2 separate regions of the Mus musculus genome follow, and region 2 is linked to region 1. A link is a loop called in an ENCODE intact Hi-C map of the cell type or tissue named here. Cell type or tissue: heart. All regions are shown on one strand. Links, peaks and the distances in the headings refer to the core of each region. The heading gives the core; the rest is flanking DNA. Region 1 overlaps Sh3pxd2a (SH3 and PX domains 2A). Region 2 overlaps Stn1 (STN1, CST complex subunit).

Region 1 (5,371 bases), core at 248-5,247:
CCCGTGCGTCCCAAGCCCATAGAGAAGTCCCAGTTTATCCACAACAACCTCAAGGATGTGTACATCTCGATTGCAGACTATGAGGGGGACGAAGAGACGGCTGGCTTCCAGGAGGGGGTGTCCATGGAGGTGCTGGAGAAGAACCCCAATGGCTGGTGGTACTGCCAGATCCTGGATGAGGTGAAGCCCTTCAAGGGCTGGGTACCCTCCAACTACCTTGAGAAGAAGAACTAATAGCACAGGGTCCTTCCAGACTCAACGTGCTGCCTTGGCTGCCACTGGATGAGCTGCGGCACGCCAGACACGGGGATGGACAAGATGGGAGGGGGGGAGGGGGATGACAACATTGAACCCTGCAGAACATGTGACCCCCCAATACACCCTCCAGCTGGAAGGGAGGGTGTGATGGGCATGCACACTTAGGAGAAAGGGAAGAGCAGGAATGCCCTGGGCCCGGGATCCCCGCATTGCACGTTGCATGCGGATGGACCATATGTCATTTAGCACAGGCCATGTGGGAAAAGCCTAATCGTGCCTTGCTGCAGATCTGGAAAAGATGTCATGAGGTGTCCTGGGTCCTGCCCTGCTCAGCCACTTCAGTGGCTGGCTTCTTGCCTCTGGAAGTCATTCTTGCATTGCCCTTGTGATGTGTTGGAGATTGTATTGGTCTCTAGTCCACCACCGACCACTGATGGGTTTCTGGAGAACTACCAGCTCTGGGCTTTGGCAGCGTCTCCAAAGAGCTCAGCCCTTTCTGGGGCCAGGCCACAGCCTATGTTTGGTAGTTAAAAGAGTTCCCAGGTGCCAACAAGGACTGTCTCCTCTTGCTGTGCTGGCTTGGCCTGGCAAGGAGAGTTGCCCTCCTCGGGGCACGTGGAGGACAGTGTGGGAGTTGGCCGAGAGGATGCGAGTCTCCTCCTAATCTAGAGATTGCTCGAGGATTTCCGGGTAGGCAATTCCTTCTGCATGTTTGGGAAATGGTTATCGGTTGGAGGTTTATATATCAAGCGTTTGGTTTGGGGTTTATTTTAGAAGTTGTTTGGGGGCCCGAGGGGCTCAGCCTCACATAGGAGACGGGTAGTGGTGGGTGGGGTTTCCGTTGAATTCATGGAGGGATGTTTTATTTGGGTTTTGGTTTAATGTCTTTTGCCTTTCCATAAACCAGATTGTTTGTTTAGGTTTCCACTGTGTACACAGTGCCCAAGCATGGCACCTTAGCAGGGAGTTTGGAACTGGGTAAAGCCAAGTCCCCGGCTCGGTGAAACAAAGTGTTCAGGTTCCTGCCCAAGAGGGAAAGAGGGCAGCCTGCTGGGTGGCTAATCTGCCTACTTCTGCCCACTTTCTCCAACCTGGGCAGAAGGGACCCTGGCTGGGTCAGCCCAGAGCAGACACTGTGCCCTTAGCCTGCTGGCAAGGTACCCAAGAAGATGGAGGACTTTGAAGCCAGGAGCCAACCCTATCTTCCTGAGGGGCAGCACCCCCCGGGGAACAGAGAAGCAAAAGAGAGTGGAGTGGAAACAGTCCTCTGTCTGCTTTGGGTCGTGAGTCAGTGGTTGACATTTCAGAGGGGACCCTCCGGAAAGAAGCCCGCAGTGTCCTTCCAGGACTCCCCTCATGCCAGGAGTGGATGCCATACGTGCCTTTGACTTGGGACAGATCCTGTCTCACAGCCTGTGGCTGAGCTGCCAGCATCTCCTCTGACCAAGGGCTGCTGGTTCCAACAGACATGGGAGGAAGAGCGCCCCTCACCCCACCTCCCAGGCAGGTCTGCCTTCAGCTCCCAACCCTAACCTCCTGGATCCCCAAGCCATGTTTCTCCCACAGGTGGATGCAACCCACTAGCCTCCTCTGTCAAAAGCCCGTGGTGGTGACATTGTTCTATTTTCCTTTTCTGTGTTCATGAGTTTGTTTAAAATTGAAATTAGTTAATTTTCTTCTGCTGGACAGTATTAAATAGAGTGGGGTTGTTGAGTTAATCTGCTAGATTGCAGTACTAATGATAGTGGTATAGTGTCTTCATGATATTATTTGTACTTATTTGAACAATAATGATAAAGAAGTGGTTCATTATTTCTTCATTAATGCACTTTAAGGTGGAATGGAAAGCAACCTGGAGAGCGAAGTGCATTACTTAAAGATGCAGCATATACACTTCTCATTTTAAAACAGCACGTATTTATTAAAAGAGGAAAAAAGTAATTTATGACTATTTAAAATAAAATTTAAAGTAGAGTGGCTGTCAGGTGAGAGGACCTTCGACGTAGCCGTCTGCCAGGGGGAGGGGCCACAGCCTCACTCCTCAGATGTCTGCATTGAGCCAGCTCCATTAGTGCGCCCGCCTGGCTGCCAGGCACAGAGCATCTCAGTTGGACTGGACCACCAGGATCCCCAGAGCCAGCCTTCCCCACCTCCCCTGTCCTTGCCACATCCCAAAGATTCTCTCACAATCCCCCGTGTCCTGAAATCATAGATCCTTAAAAGTGGGACAGGGAGGGTGGGGGACCTTAGAGGTCACTCCATACTATCCATTCCTGTTACTTTAGCCCAAGGACAGGAAATGACTTTCCCCAAATTGTCAAACTAATGGCAGGTTCCTGCACTGCATTAGTACTGTGTTCCTCCCCTGCCCCTCTAGTTTATTGTGTGGTCATTGTGTTTACATTGTAACATCCAGCCCCAGGGATGGCTGGGAGTTGCTCAGGCATCTGGGAAAAGTGGGGAACGTCGCCACCTAGTGTCAGGATGTAGACTTGGGCAAGGAGTCATAGCCAAGGTCCCTCACCACCAAACCCATCAGGGCACAGCACAAACCCTGCCAGCACAAAGAATACTTGAAACAAGAAGGGTGCATACCAGGCCTTCCCAGACATGGTCGAGAGATGCCAGGCGATGTGTCCCTGAATCCTAGCCCTCCCCAGGCGAGAGGGCTTTTCCTTAGAGCTAATGAGCTGCTTTGTGATATTGGACAGACCACAGCAGCTGAGGGAAGGGCCTGGGGCTCTGACCCACCTAGAGGAAAACCAGATCGAACTAAAAGGAAAAAAAGTGGAATCTCAGAAACGTCCAAACCTAGTTTTCCATTTGTTATGATTGAAAATGTGAAATGACATTGTATTGCTGTATACTGCAACTTTAATCAGAATGAGCCCTTCTGAGGTCATTATTGAGGTTTATATAATGCCCGAAGACGCATCATCTGGTGCTCTGTTTTCTTTCAGTTTAAAGACCCTTTTCTTGTATCACAGGGGTGGAGGGAAAAGTCTTCAAACCGTATCCTTTGCCAGTAGCTGGCCTGGCTACACTGCCTGGCTCCTCTGTGCTCTCACAGTCGGGGAGCAGGAGGAAGCTGGTAGTGGGGTGTCCATCAGCAGCAGGTTCCTGTTTGCTCCCCCCAGGCTCCCTTCACAACTAGGGTTCTGTCTGCAAAGGCCTCACTCTCTACCCCAAGCCTGGCCCCAAGGGTTCCTCTTTCTCACTCCTAATGGACGAAGGCATTATATAGCGCCCTCGTAGGCACTTTGAGATGTTAGAGAGTATTTTACTGGCATTTATACCCTTCGCTTCCCCTGCAAGGCATGTTACGGCGTCTATCATCTAAGGAAAAAAGACAAGGGAATTTCAGTCAAATGTTATTTTCATATGACTAGTACTTGCAGAATAGATGTAGAGTTATTTAAGTTGTAGTGTTCTGTTTTTTAGGAAGGGGTGGGGACCAGGTGAAATCACCCCGACTTTTCCTGGGTTTGACTAATATATAATTTTTTTTCAGGCTACTCGAGCCCCCTGTTCCCTCTAAAGACTTTGCATTCTCAATGGAAAACGAAAACAATCTGAGACAGGAAAAGTGCAATATTACCAAGAGGGATTTGGGACAGTGGAGACCCTGTTGAGTCTGTCTGCAGAAAATGGGAGGAGTTGTGGGAGGTAGCCACCCGAGGACAGCCCATCAGTGTTGTCCACCTAGAAGGATGTGGCATGGTGCTCTTGACCTCCTGGGCCGGTCCCCAGAGCAGAATGAGAACATCCACTCCCGTTCTCCTGTTTTGCAGTCAGCTGCTCATAGAGACCGGCAGCCCCCTCGCCCCAGCCTCCTGATGTGTGTGGGCTATGAAGCTTTGGATGTGTGCTTGAGTCTTTCTAAAACTGTAAAACCTCAGTTCAGCTTGTGGGCAGGAATCCTGGCCATAAGCAAACTCATCTGGAGGGTGCGTGCTGTAAGCCCCACTTACCCAGTGAGAGCCAGTTCCTACAGGCCTGCAGTAGGCCTGGAGCTGAGTCCTGGCCACCCATTCATCTCAGTGACTTGGGCAAAAGGCATGAGCCTGTCTCTAATAACAGGAACTCCTGAGGCAGGTGCACACGAGCATCCTTTCTCATGCAGCAAGGAAAAGAGGCAGGAAAAGATGGCTTCTTGGGGGCGAGGAGCAAGTTCCAGAACTCGGCTCCCCAAGGATAGCAAGCACGGCCTTGCTGGTATGTCCCGTTTATATAGTACTGTAGGCCTGCTGCTCTGACCCATCTTGTGTGAATTTCTATACAGATAGGAAGAGGGACCGGGCCCCTTTTTGGGTCTCTCCCTTGGAATAGATATGGCTGCATAGCCGTAATTGGAATACCCATGCAGCTCTCTGGAAAGACAACAGTCCACATCACTAACCAATTAAGATTCCCTCGCTTTTTTGAGGGCTGAGAATGTGTGTGTGTGTGTGTGTGTGTGTGTGTGTGTGTGTGTGTGGTCATTTCCACGAGCATGGGAAGTTCATGAGTGCATATGTGTGTGTAAGAAGAAAGAGACTGGTGGTAATTCTCCACTTGAATAGCATGGGGTTAGAGAGAATGAGTACCGGGCAGGCAGTCTCCATTGAACTAGTCCTTGGCATTGGGCAGGTCCCAAGGGACGCGCAGCTTCTGACAACATGTGTGTCATTCACACGATTCTGGCTGGAGAGTGCAATGTGTCTTTAAAAATTTTTTTGTAATTATTTTATTATTTAGTTGGAAACTTCACACTGGTATTAACAGAGCGAACAGAAGCAGCCCAGGCAGGCCATTGTCCCGGGCACCAAGATGAAGACATGGAAAAGATACTGTTGAGTATGGAAGTGCTGAAGTGATTAAATTAGGGCACCCACCTCCATCCTCTCCTTGGCATGAGACCCCCGGGGATTCATGAGCTACTGGGTTACGGTTTGTTTCTGAAGGACAGGCAGGCTGGCAGATGAGGAGTGAGACAGTAGGGCCTGCAGCTGTCCACACAGCAGTGCCTCCCGTCTCCACAGCGAGCCTTCCGTCTCCACAGCGAACCTTAGATCGCTTCCTGTGAGTGTGGAAGGCTCCTCATGACCGGCTGGGATTTTTGATAAGTCCCGTT
Region 2 (5,371 bases), core at 1-5,000, 240 kb before region 1:
AGTGGAGAGGTCATTTAGGCTATTAGCCACCTCTGGTCCTGGTTATGAAAGCTTGGGGGAGCCTTTGGCTATACAGATATTGTAACGGTCATTTAGACTACTAGGTATCTTTGGTCCTGGTTGGGGGAGCCTCTGACTGTACAAGTCATTGAGATTACCAGTCATTACTGGTCCCGGTTGTAAGAGTTTGATATGGGGGCTGGAGAGATGGCTCCTCGGGTAAGAGCACTGACTGCTCTTCCGAAGGTTCTGAGTTCAAATCCCAGCAACCACCTGTTGGCTCACAACCACCCGTAATGAGATCTGACGCCCTCTTCTGGTGCGTCTGAGGTCAGCTACAGTGTACTTAGATATAATAATAAATAAATCTTAAAAAATAAAAATAAAAAATAAGTTTGATCTGTCCTGGCCCGACAGATATTGCACATCATCAGGCTGTTAATCACCTCCGATTCCCAGATTTCTGAATGGAAAAACAAATTTTACGTATTTTCCATTGGAAAGACATCCTGGTTTCCTGGAGACCTGGGAGTGCAAGGACCTTTGAGCTCTGCTCCCAACACATGCAGGCCTCTAAGAGCTATCGGCCAATCACCTAGTGCGAATAACTCCCTAGGATACTCACAGGAACTCTCGCTCTTTCTCTCTCTCTCTCTCTTTTTTTTTTTTTTTTTTTTTTTTTTTTGGTTTTTCGAGACAGGGTTTCTCTGTGTATCCTTGGCTGTCCTGGAACTCCGTGTGTAGACCAGGCTGGCCTCGAACTCAGAAATCCGCCTGCCTCTGCCTCCCGAGTGCTGGGATTAAAGGCATGCGCCACCACTGCCCGGCTCACAGGAACTCTCTTAGCATTGGCTGTAGTCACCTGTCTTTCTCTTGTCATAACCTGTGGCACTGAGTAATAAATACGCAGGTCCTAAAAAGTCAGACAGTGCAGAACTGCTCAGAGGACCTCAGACCCCCCTCTCCACACCAGACCAGCATCCGTCTGGGGGTGCTCCGTGCACATGCAAACACACAATCCTGCTTTTCTAGAAACTCAAGGTTGGCCTATAATCTGCATTGTCTGCACCCAGCATTGACCTCTAGAGGGCATTGGCAATTGCGCTGTGTGTGGAAAGATGCCTCCAACTTCTAAGTGGCTACATGCTATTCCACAGTTGTCCAGAGAGGTCAGTCTATTCATTTCATCATTCCTACTGGGCCTTTAATAAGTGATGGGCTGACATTTAGAGGGACTGGGGCTGAGACCATAGCAAGGAAAGTGTCTGCACTAAGCCTAAGCCGGCATCAGCTCCATGAAGGACTAAGGGGCTCGTCCTTTCAGAAGGTGGGCAGCATGTGGCATCAGAGAGAGCCTGGTTGCAGAGCAGGTGACAGTGGTGTCTACCTGAAGAATGTGAATTGGTGTTCCCAAAGCTGTTGAGAGAATTCTAATTTAGGCTAGAAAGGGGTGAGAAAAGCGAGGTTCCCTTTCCCGACGGGACAGTGACTGGTAGCCCTTACCTCTAGCCTGGGGTCCTGAAGGCTCGCTCTAGCTCTCTGCCCCTTGGCTGAATACTGAAGCAGAAACATTTCAGGTGGGATTGTTGTGTGGATTTTTCTCTACTGTAGGTGGCTTCTAGATTAAAAAGCCTGGATTTCAGCTTTACATATGGTATAACAATGGTAAATTTTCCAAAAAAGAGTTGTACGATCCAAATGTTTTTTTTTTTTCTTTTTTTCTTTTTTCTTTTTTTGGTTTTTTCAAGACAGGGTTTCTCTGTGTAGCCCTGGCTGTCCTGGAAATCACTTTGTAGTTTGTTCCAGGCTGGCCTAGAACTCAGAAATCTGCCCACCTCTGCCTGCCAAGTGCGCCACCACCACCCAGCCCAAATGTCTTTTGACTCTGGAAATGTTCTCATGAGTAGAAAAATTAAGCACAAAACGTGCAAGTAAGCATCTCACCTAGATTCCCTGGAAGACCAGCTCTGGAACACAGCCACGCCCTGTGTATTCGCTGTGTCCTTTTTACATCTAATGGGTGCCATGTAACATGTACCGTGTAACATGTATTGTGTAACATGTACCGTTGTAACACACATGTAGAGTGCTTCTTCAACGACAGCATTTTGAAAGTAATGAGTATATTCAACCACTAGGGGTCACAATCTAACCTTTGTTAGCCTGGGACCTCAGGCCATGAGAGGATCACAAATGCTCCCTGTCCCACAACCAGTAAACAGAACTGATTCTCGTGGGTGCTGTGACTTGCTCAAGGGTACAAAGCTGCTTCTCTGAGAGCCTTCCCCACTCGAGCCCTTTGGTTACCATGGGAGCGTAGACCAGCTTCAGCTGGTGTGTGCCAGGGCTGGGGCTCTGAGGAGGGCCTGGCTTTTAGTGATGAGGTTCCTCTGTGACTTAGGATATTGTTTATGTCAGAAGATGTCCAGATGACGTAGAGGGACAGAACACAGCACAGTGCATTTGTTCTTCCGTTCTAGTCTGCTTTAGTCTGCTTGGTAAGGAGAAGAGGCTGCTAACACATGAGCGTAGAGGTAATGATCACTAACCCCACGAGGGGGTGGGGTGCCAGCCTTCAGCTTTCATCACTGAGTGCCCAGTGCTTAGTTTGGGGTCAAAAGGTGAAAGATTACTAAACTACAACTGCCATAGATATGACGCAGTGAAAGCCAGAAGAGGAAACATGGGACGGGCTCAAGGTAGGAATCCCTTAGCCAAGCCACCCCATTGAGTTAAGAAAGACCAGCTCTCGCTGGGCAGTGGTGGCACACGCCTTTAATCCCAGCACTCGGGAGGCAGGGGCAGGTGGATATCTGAGTAGAAGCCAGCCTGGTCTACAGAGTGAGTTACAGGGCTAAACAGAGAAACCATGTCTCAAAAAAAAAAAAAAAAAAAAAAAAAAAAAACAAGAAAAGAAAAGAAAAAAGCAAAGAAAAGGCCAGCTCTACTGTGAGTCTCCAGAGGCCTCCTGGAAAGCCAGGATTCAGTACTGTGTACCAGAGAAAAGGGTTTATCAGGGACCACACAGCCATTAGGATAGGCTATACAGATTGACTGGAAGTCTGAGAAGTGGGCTGTGTCACAGAGGCATGCGTGTGGAGCCTCGGGCTATGTCACATTGGAGAGGGACAGAGGAGGGCCCGGCTGTCACAGTCACACCTGGTGTCTGCCCTTGCCTGTAGATATGGAGAAGGGCTGCCACCTGCTACACATCCTGAACTGTGTGCACCTCAACCTCCGCTGGGACCTGAGCAAGGCTGTGCTGCAGCGGGTGCTGGAGCTCCTGGAGGACCAGAGTGACATCGTCAGCACCGCGGACCACTACTACGCGGCCTTCTGAGCAGAGCCGCGGAGCAAAGCGGGAGGCTCTACCCTAGGTTCTGCTCACAGGCCCAGTAAAGACTTACACATCCCATAGTAAGCTCTGATAAGTCACAGGAAAATAGGACTGAGACAGATGGCTCTGATGTCAGCCATGACACACACAAGCCCTCCTTGTCAGCTCCCTGGCTGGACTTCCCATCACTCAGAACAGAATGGGAGAAAACGGTGTTGCTGGTTTAATCACTGTGTCTGAATTCAGGGGCCCCGTCTCGATAGAGGGGCATCCCAGGGCGAAGGCTCCTCCACATCTGAACTGGAGCAGAAATAGCAGACTACACCGTCTGAAAACGTCACACTCCAAGCTACCACATACATCCCCACCAGGCTCCCCTGATGTGTCAAGAGCTCGTATAGGCGCATCGTCTCCTACAGTAATTGACGTTTGCCTCAGTTTCCTGGGACTTCAGCAGTAGCGGTGAGGGCTGCTGAGGCTTGCAGATCTGCATTGAAGAATAAAAACTCCAATGCATGGCTTGGCATTTCAATTCATTTCCTTATGACTTGAAAGTTGTCTCAGAACATTTCCCTGCACTCAGGAGAGGTGCCCAACTAAATGTGTGGTTCCTCGGTGCCCCTGAAGATGGCAGAGGCTATCGGCCAACTGTCTGGCTGATAGTGTTATTTTCAAGGTTGCCGCTGAGTGTGCAGGGTGTGCCGACACCATCCAGACGAAGCCCGGTATGTGCCCAGACAGGTGATGCTCAGAATGACAAGGTAAAGAAAACATCTGAGTTATGTAGCAGGCTTGTTCCAACAGCAAATGGCAGATCCAGCCGGCAGAAAGAAAGCATGGAGGAAGATTTAGAGTTAATTACAGTCATTTTGCAGAGGGCACATCTGCCTTAGTCTGCTGTGCTAGCCTTTGACGTAGCTTGAGTCTGGATGGCTCAGCTGGAAATCCCTTGGGCCCAGGAGCTATTCCAGGCCTCTGGCGACTCTGTATTAATAGGGACGACACAGCCACCTTCTCTTCCCTGTGCTTCCCAAAGGGTCTCAGCTCAACAAGATCTGCATGGAATTCTTCCAGCTCAGCAGCTGGTCCCTGTTGAATGACTATATCCTGAGTAGTGGAGCTTTCCCACTAATCAAGGAGGGAGCCTGGAATCAGAGCATAAACTGCTCGTGTGCTAGATAGAGCAGTTTCATGAGGATTCCTTGGGGGGGAGGGGGGAAGCACACAGGTGTGAGAATCATGAACGTGCAAGATGTCCATCACTGTCTAATCTACAATAATTTATATTTGGAGAAGTTAAATATATACCACACAATGAAATACTACACAGCCACTAAAATGATGGTGCAGATGGCTAGCCACTGTAGCCATGGCCAGTACCCCAGATTTGTGAGGAGAATGGAGTTACAGACTAGTTTGTGTGAAATTAATGCCATTGGTATGAAACTCCCTGTGTGTCTTTACATAGTCAGTAAATGTGGATAGCGTGGGTTGGCACAGGCAGCTCCTCGTTTCTTCCCTTCTAGAAGCACTTGCTACGTTTCCCTTTCAGGGCACCAAATTCCCTGGCTGCAACTTTACTCAGGCTTCCATCTGCCCACGTGCTCAAGAGTCAGTCTCAGCCCCAGACCTCATTTCTAGCTATCTTGTTCTCCAGAGATCTTAACCTCATGTCATTTGCCTGTTGCCGCTCTTTCCAGGTGGCATGAGATTGTGGGCCTGTCTGCCGTCTTCACACCCATATATCCTCATACTGGCAACTGCTTAGGTGTCTTAGAGACGTCACCAACTAAATCTGTCCAGAGCCAGTCTCTGGGTCACCCCAGGCACTGCCTTGCTTCTTTCTAAGCCCCACCCCCGATGCAGGAGATGCCATGCCGGCTCCATTCCCCAGACGCTCAGGTCAAGCCCACCGACAGCTTTCTCACAGTCTACACCTAAGCCATACGCTGTAGCTTACTAAGTTGTCTTGATTCCTAGTGTTTCTAGAATATACTTCTTACTCCCCTGCTTCCGCCTTCTGGGAACATTGCC

What was found. Peaks named below come from ENCODE experiments on the same cell type or tissue, not always from the same donor. Only the 100,000 strongest peaks of a DNase experiment are listed, where the experiment ranks them.
Region 2: it touches region 1 in a loop (2.1-fold over the local background); 7 of 42 quality-filtered maps call a loop at or near these places.

Annotation. Positions count from the first base shown.
Region 1 is chr19:47,261,850-47,267,220 of GRCm38, reverse strand. It overlaps Sh3pxd2a (SH3 and PX domains 2A), which reads left to right. Exons shown (of 15, transcript NM_008018.4): 15 at 1-5,371. The coding sequence ends at 234. Among named protein-coding and RNA genes, the nearest start is that of Mir6995, 9.1 kb to the left of the region's middle. In heart, for the core only: a CTCF peak has its summit at 2,745 (motif pointing left); DNase peaks (open chromatin) are centred at 2,740 and 3,377.
Region 2 is chr19:47,499,529-47,504,899 of GRCm38, reverse strand. Stn1 (STN1, CST complex subunit) reads left to right here. Exons shown (of 10, transcript NM_175360.3): 10 at 3,183-3,867. The coding sequence ends at 3,340. Among named protein-coding and RNA genes, the nearest start is that of Gm19557, 11 kb to the left of the region's middle. In heart, for the core only: CTCF peaks have their summits at 1,121 (motif pointing right) and 2,130 (motif pointing right); a DNase peak (open chromatin) is centred at 4,259.